Linked DNA regions of Homo sapiens: all the other regions are linked to region 3. The links are chromatin loops, found by intact Hi-C in ENCODE. Cell type or tissue: endothelial cell of umbilical vein. All regions are shown on one strand.

What was found. Hi-C counts contacts between places; a loop is a spot of excess contacts. Peaks named below come from ENCODE experiments on the same cell type or tissue, not always from the same donor. Only the 100,000 strongest peaks of a DNase experiment are listed, where the experiment ranks them.
Region 1: a loop joins it to region 3, with 9 times the contacts of the local background. A loop is called at or near these places in 10 of 110 quality-filtered maps.
Region 2: a loop joins it to region 3, with 4 times the contacts of the local background. A loop is called at or near these places in 2 of 110 quality-filtered maps.

The regions. Positions count from the first base shown.
Region 1 is chrX:118,642,988-118,645,487 of GRCh38, reverse strand. It overlaps DOCK11 (dedicator of cytokinesis 11), which reads right to left. Exons shown (of 53, transcript NM_144658.4): 40 at 1,894-2,031. Among named protein-coding and RNA genes, the nearest start is that of IL13RA1, 83 kb to the left of the region's middle. In endothelial cell of umbilical vein, a CTCF peak has its summit at 951 (motif pointing left); a DNase peak (open chromatin) is centred at 897.
Region 2 is chrX:118,801,860-118,804,359 of GRCh38, reverse strand. It overlaps a transcript of IL13RA1 not described here. Among named protein-coding and RNA genes, the nearest start is that of ZCCHC12, 21 kb to the left of the region's middle. In endothelial cell of umbilical vein, no CTCF peak of the experiment used is centred here; a DNase peak (open chromatin) is centred at 1,319.
Region 3 is chrX:118,729,567-118,732,066 of GRCh38, reverse strand. All of the region lies in intron 1 of IL13RA1 (interleukin 13 receptor subunit alpha 1), which reads right to left. Among named protein-coding and RNA genes, the nearest start is that of IL13RA1, 3.2 kb to the right of the region's middle. In endothelial cell of umbilical vein, no CTCF peak of the experiment used is centred here; a DNase peak (open chromatin) is centred at 1,226; H3K27ac peaks cover 1,978 bases.

The DNA of each region.
Region 1 (2,500 bases), 87 kb after region 3:
TCCTGACCTCAGGTGATCTGCCCGCCTCGGCCTCCCAAAGTGCTGGGATTATAGGCGTGAACCACTGCGCCCGGCTCATGATTACTAATTCTTTTATTATTTATTTTCTGTCTCCCCTATCCCCACTAAGACTGAACGCTTCATGAGGGCAAAGAGTATATTTATTTTGTATCTCCATTGTATCTACAGGACCTAGTACAGCACTTGACACAGAGAAGGTCCTCAATAAATATAGTATGGATGAATGGAGAATGACTCCAACTCTGGCTCTCCAATCTGATCCCTCTCCAGAGCAAAGATCCATATATCCTAATGTCCCAAAGGCACTCAAATTCAACAGGACTCATTAACTTTTACTGCAAATGTAGTCTTTCCCCTGTATTTCACATCAACCACCACACTCCACCATACTGTCAGTGGACTGATGATCAAATCCTGTAAATCCTTTTTCAACATGTCTCATCTGCCTTTGATCCTTCATATATCCACTGTCACTGCCTTACTTCAGGCCCTCATTTCTTATCTAGCTTACTGCAACTAGTCTTTTTACTGCCTTTGACATTGTCACCAATCCTTCTTCAACACAACTTTTAAAGAGATTTTCCCCAGTCCTTACCAATTCCCTCTTAATACAAATATAATTGTGTTACTTCCCTGCTTAAAACCCTTCCATGACTACCTGATGCCTGAAAGATGAAATCCAACTCTTAAGATGAGTCCACATGATCTGTACTCCATTTACATCTTTAGTTTCATCTCTTGGTGAATCCATATTAAATCCTAGCTCCGTTGCTGCAGAAAAACTTTTGCTAAATTAGAGTTCTTCTCCTGCTCACCCCCAGAGGTCTATACAGACTTATTTTATCCTGATGGTATTTGTTTCTGTGTATGTGTATCTTGATGTGTGTGTGCCTCCCTCTACTGGACAATAAGCCTTTAGGGACTATATCCAGTAAGTACCTACAGTTTTTGTTAAATGAATTAGTTCTGAATCTCTTTCCCTTAGTTTTTGTAACATGCTTGTGTTGAACTTGGCTTCCCATAGATTAATTCATAAATTATATTAAAGAATGGCAATAAAAAGCTTCAAATTCATCTAATTTCTGTATCTATTAAACACAATTGGCTGCTATCTAAATAATGAGGATGGCAAAAAGTTTTCAAAGCTTAGCTAGCCTATTACACAAATAAAGAAACTGAATTTCTTTGTCTTATTGTAGTTACATAAACCAGTGGAAGATCTGGACTGTGCCTTTCCATAACCTTGGCTCTATCTTGGTTAATTATGTTTATTCTTAAGTTTAAAAAGCCCCTGAGCACAGAAAATAAATCTTTGCTGTCTGTTTCAGTCATATTTCTTCCTAAAAGCCAAGTCTGAGGTTATTGTTTAGCTGAGGTAAGTGGACTGCACATTTAGGGCCCTCAGTTATGGCTAGCATTGAAAGGCAGGATTCATCCATTTGAACATGTACTGAGTGCTTACCATTTCCAAGATATTATACAAGACCCTGGGATTACAAAAGTTGGATCCTTTCAAAGTGTTTAGACATGAGTGCACTCATGGCTTATATACCTCCAACATGACAATACTTTTAAAAAGAAGCAAAATAGAGAACTGGCAGGTTTGGTAATTTTAAAACGATATTCTTCAAAGGAGCTTAATGGAAAAGGGAAGGTATGATGGGGTGAAATAAAAAGTAGCTTCTGATTTGAGGGGGTTCATGGTAGGCCCTCTGTGTGTGCTTTGTTGTTCTGTATTTCTATTTACAAAGGCAGTACTTAATGGCTTCATGAGCTGGCATTGTATATGTCACCACAATGACCCCCATTGTCCCATCTTTCCTTTTTGCAATGAAGAGAGCCCACCGGCTGCTCCCAAGCTTCTGTCCTTACCTTACTGATGAAAGCTCTCAGTGAGGCAAATACATGTTTCAGCGACACTTCAGATTGTCCATTTTTAAGAAAAGCAAGATGTATATCAAACACTTTTTTCATTAATGGGTTATGGCCATCATTATTTAAAAGTTGGGTCTATAAAACATTAAAAAATATGGTTTATGCCCCACTGAGAATGACAGAACTGATTTCACCAATACCTGTTTATGAAACCACTGTTTGGAAGTTTCAGGAAAATAAAAGGCTCTTGCATATAATTTCAAAATATTTGTGCCATCTTTCAACTTGGAAATCTCAAACAACTACTACATACATGATATCTAAAATATTTAATCCCAACATTTTAAACAGGTAGATTTTTTTTCAATGCAACACAGCAATATACAGGACTAGTATGGGAAGAGTATTTTCTATTAACCTATACCATATTGCTTCTCAATTAAGAAATCAATAAATTAATAATGAATACAAGCAAATCAGCCTTTGTATTTCTGAGAGACTAAATATTGTAATGTATGAATGAAGGAAAATACCAGTTCTATTTTATTAGATTATGATCTAATTTACTTTAAAAGTATGTTTAGTATATGGTTAGCCATTTGTG
Region 2 (2,500 bases), 72 kb before region 3:
ACTATGTCTTGGTTGTGTGAGAACTTCTAAGCTTCAAGGCCAAACTTCAGTTTTCACTTCCTTCACAGATGTCTGACTACGCTTATAAAGAATTTCCAGAATTTGTTGGGCACTGTGGCTGACGCCTGTAATCCCAGCACTTTGGGAGGCTGATGCAAGTGGATCACTTGAGGTCAGGAGTTCGAGACCAGCCTGGCTAACGCGGTGAAACCCCGTCTCTACTAAAAATACAAAAATTAGCCAGGCGTGGTGGCGGGCGCCTGTAATCCCAGCTACTTGAGAGGTTGAGGCAGGAGAATCACTTGAACCCAGGAGGCAGAGGTTGCAGCGAGCCGAGATCGCACCATTGCACTCCAGCCTGGGCAACAAGAGCAAAACTCTGTCAAAAAAAAAAAAAGAAAGAAAGAAAGAAAGAAAAAAGAAAAAAAAGAGAGAGAGGAAGGAAGGAAGGAAGGAAGGAAGGAAGGAAGGAAGGAAGGAAGGAAGGAAGGAAGGAAGGAAGGAAAAGAGAAAACAAGAAGAATTTCCAGAATCCAATGGGATGCTAAACAAATTTTTAGTCAAAGCAATCTGGAAGGGAAAAAGAGCTACTTTGTGGCAGCAGGGCTGTATTCATTCCTAAATGCCAATGTAGTACGATTTTAAAGGCCAAACAATCATTTGTTCCCAAATTCTCACCCCTGTATATTACAAAGCATCATTATTTAAAAAATCACCGTGAGCCTTATTGGATCCTGATTCAAGCAAATTGTAGGAAAAAAAGACTTATGAGACAATTGGGGAAATGTAAACACTGACTAGATAATTGAGAATATTAAGCAATTATTGTTTAGTTTTAAAGTGTGATAATGGTATTGCAGTTTTTTAAAACAAAAAGGGTCCTTAGTTTGTAGAGATATATACTAAAGTATTTACAGATGAAATGATGTGATGTCTGGGACTTGCTTAAAAATAATTCGTCATGTAGGAAGTAGGAAATGGGTGGCAGTATAAATGAAATAAGATTGACCATTTTGATAATTGTTGAAGCTAGTTGATGGGTATATGACCATTCACTGTAACAGTCTCCTTACTTCTATATATGTTTGAACTTTCCCATAATATTTTTTTAATCCACCATAAAAGTGGTAGCATGGTTTGGGGAGGCTCCTTGTAATATGAATTTTATCCAGAAATGGTAACCCACAAACTTCTTAGCCCTCCTTGGCTACATTAGCAAAGATGAATTGATCAAACATCTTATGAGGCAGAGGCCACAAGGAACAGGAAATGAGGCAGGACAAGTCTGAAAAGAGGAAGTTAAGAAAGGCTTGGAACATGGACTCTTGCCAGAGTGGACAAGCTATTGCCAACCACTGAACGAAAGGGTTTGAAGTGTAGCAGCTGGAGAGAGGATGCTAAAAGAAAGTAGTAGCCTCCTTAGGGGGAAGGTGTCTTGTATATGCATGTTGGTGGGGGATAGTGGGGTGGAGCTTGAATGTTCAAGGCTGTAAAACAAACTCACCCTTTGATTAGAGCTATCTTTGTCTCCCTTTGGAAACATCATGAAAATAAGACATGTAGAACTGATTCTTAATCCAAATCTCAAGTCAAACAATAACTCAGAATAATTTTCTGTTTTTTCCCCCATTTTCAAATCTACAAGTCTTAGGTCAGCTGCTTGTTTTCTATAGCTGTTTCCATTATTTTCCCAAAACAATCAAAAGTTACTATTTTATTGATTGCGAATGTTAGACCTAAAGGAGCCCTTGTAGATCACTTACTCCTTTTTTTTCACAAGTGAGCAAACTGAAGCTCAGAGAAAGAAAGAAACTTGCCCTGCATCATACAGTACCTAGCTAGCACAGTGCTGGCACATGGTAGACACTCAATAAATATCTGTTGAATCCAGGGTTGATACATAACCTACCAAGTAATTATAGCCAGCATCTGACCTGACTGGTTGGTGCCCATGTCACATAGCTTTAACATCGCCCCCCAACTGAACAGATGAAGGAATGAAAATAAAGTAGTAAAGCCAGATTGTTCTTGACTTGCAGACATTCTTTTTCTGTAATTCTAGTTCTAGTCTTCATGGGGCCCTAAGTGGGCAGGCAGGGCCACCTTTGGCTGCAAAGCTTACAGAGAATCCAGGCCTCCTCTGGACTCGATGTTTGTTAATTGTCCATTAGCCTCCTCAGTGCTCCTAGGTACTGGCCAGCCTTATTTGGGGCTGCATAGCAGGCAGAGTGTACGGCAACCCTCACATGTTAAAGGTTTGATCTGCACTCTCATCCTAACAAAGTAATTAATTGGGGCTCCAAACTACCTATTTCACTGTCAGGGAGTGGATACCCAGCATTATTTTTCCAGTTCTCATCTACCCCAGGGATGAGGGGAGAGTGGAAAAAAGAAAAGAAAAAAGAAAAAAAATACTTTTAAGTGTTTGTAGAAGCATAAATAAGAATTAATGTTGCTAACTGGATTTATACCATAGAATTTTTTTCTAAAAACAGTATAA
Region 3 (2,500 bases):
TAAATTTTATGTGTATTTTATAATAAAAAATTGAAAAAAACACAGGCACTGAAACTTTAATCTCCAAATGTTTAAATATATACAAATACATGTGAACTGTGTGTGTATACAACATGCCTAGACATATATATGATTAAGTGATGATTATACTACTTGTAAAGGTCTCTAACAGCTCTTCGTGTATAACTTCAACATAGTGTAGTGTTTAAGAGCACAGACTCTGGAGCCTGACTGCCTGAGTTTATATCCCACCTCTACTACTTGCCAGCAGGCAAATTACTTAACCTCTCTATTTCTCAGTTTTCTCATCTCTAATATGAGGATAATAATAGTAACCTCTTGCAAAGGGTTATTATGAGGATTAAATGAGTTAATACAAGCAATGTGCTTAGAATAGTGCCCACAGGCAGCAAGTGCTATGTGTTAGCTATCTGCTTTATTTCTTTAAGACAAAACAATTCTAAAGAGTTGCTTTTTTTTTTTTTTTTTGGAGACGGAGTCTCGCTCTGTTACCCAGGCTGGAGTGCGCTGGTGTGATCTTAGCTCACTGCAAACTCTGCCTCCTGGGTTCAAGCGATTCTCCTGCCTCAGCCTTCCGAGTAGTTGGGATTACAGGTGTGCACTGCCACGCCTGGCTAATTTTTGTATTTTTAGTAGAGACTGGGTTTCGCCATGTTGGCCAGGCTGGTCTCGAACTCCTGACCTCAAGTGATCCACCCACCTCGGCCTCCCAAAGTGCTGGGATTACAGGTGTGAACCACTGTGCCTGGCCAGGGTTGCTTTGGTTTTCTGTTGAATTGATATGTGTCCCTGGCCTTTGAGACAGAACAAGTATCCCTTCTACCTGATAAGCTTCCCTTAGGCACCTAATTTCAACCATGTCTTGGGGATTGCACCACTGACTTCAGAAAAGGGAGTAGGAAGGGACCCAAGTATGTCTGTATCTAAACCTCAAATCCCAAGTCTGTACAGTCATCTAGCACAACATCCTATTTAAATTAAGAGTTAACACAATCTACTATTTCATAAGAAGGCATTTTGCTTAGCTTATAGCTTTTGCTCTCGCCTGTCCAATCACAGCAGCTAGCAGAGGCATGCACATTTTGGGAAAAGTTAAGGAAATCACAAGAGTCATATATGAGTCATCTGTCCCTTCCCTTACATCCACTCAGGCATCAACTCCTGTTCGTTTTTTTCTTCCAACATCTTTCTTAGTTACCCCAATCATGCAAATATGCTCTGTTGTGCCCCACCAGGTGGGAAGATACCAGTAAGTCATGGTCCTGGACAGGAAGGGTTCGCAGCACATTTTTCTAGTGGAGACCTGCAACCATAGATTCTTATGTAGCTTCACACTCCAGGGGCTCCCCTACCCAGTGAAGTCTCCCTGCTTGCTTCCTCCTTCTGTGTTATTTTTCCCATGCTGTGCCGGACTCAGAGCTTTCAAGGGCAAATCAAGCTATTCTGCCTGGATTGACTTTACCAATGCACTCTCCTGCCAAGCCAGGTTCCTTCTTGACCACAAAGGAGCACTCTTGCCCTCATTTCTGGGTCTCTGCTCCTGCTATTGCCCCCACCTGGAATAAATTCTCCACCTACTCAAATCCCAGTCATCCAGAAGATCTAGCTCAAGTTTTACCTCTTCCATAACACTACCAACCGTCAGCTTTTTCTCTTTTGAATGCCTATAGTACTAGTTGTTTGGACCACACAGCCCAGCCACTATAAAGCCAGTCTCCAATGTAGTATCATTCGCTTCTTTTTTTGTTTTGAGACAGTCTTGCTCTGTCGCCCAGGCTGAAGTGCAGTGGCCTGATCTTCCCTCACTGCAACCTCTGCCTCCCAGGATCAAATGAGTCTCATGCCTCAGCTTCCTGAGTAGCTGGGATTACAGGCATGTAATCCCACACTCGGCTAATTTTTGTATTTTTAGTAGACGGGGTTTTGCCATGTTGGCCAGGCTCAAACTCCTGGCCTCAAGTGATCCATCTGCCTCAGTCTCCTAAAGTGCTGGGATTACAGGCATGAGCCACTGCACCCGGCCTAATATAGTATCATTAGCTTCTTAACAAATGGCTTGCACATACTTTCGTGGGTCCCAAGCCGTCCTGCCCTGCTACCCTGGGAGGTGTCCAGCTAAGGACTCTCGTCTTTTCTGCTGGGCAGAAGCAATGAGTACAGTGGTTAAGGGCATGGCCTCTGGAATCAGGCTGCCAGGGTTGGAAACCTAGCTCTTCCACTTTGCCAGGTATGCGAATTTGGGCAAGGGTCTTGGTCGCACTGTGCCTCAACTTTTTCGTGTACAAAATGGGACTAATAACAGCACCTACAAGTTATATTATTGGTAAAGATTAAATGAAATAGTACAAGTAAAGCAGCTAGAAAACTGCTGGGCATAAATGCTATATACATGCTAGTTATAATTAAGACATGCCACAATGTGGGCCATTGAGTGGGACAGGTTAAACTAAGCTAGTAATCTAATCACTTTTATAAACAC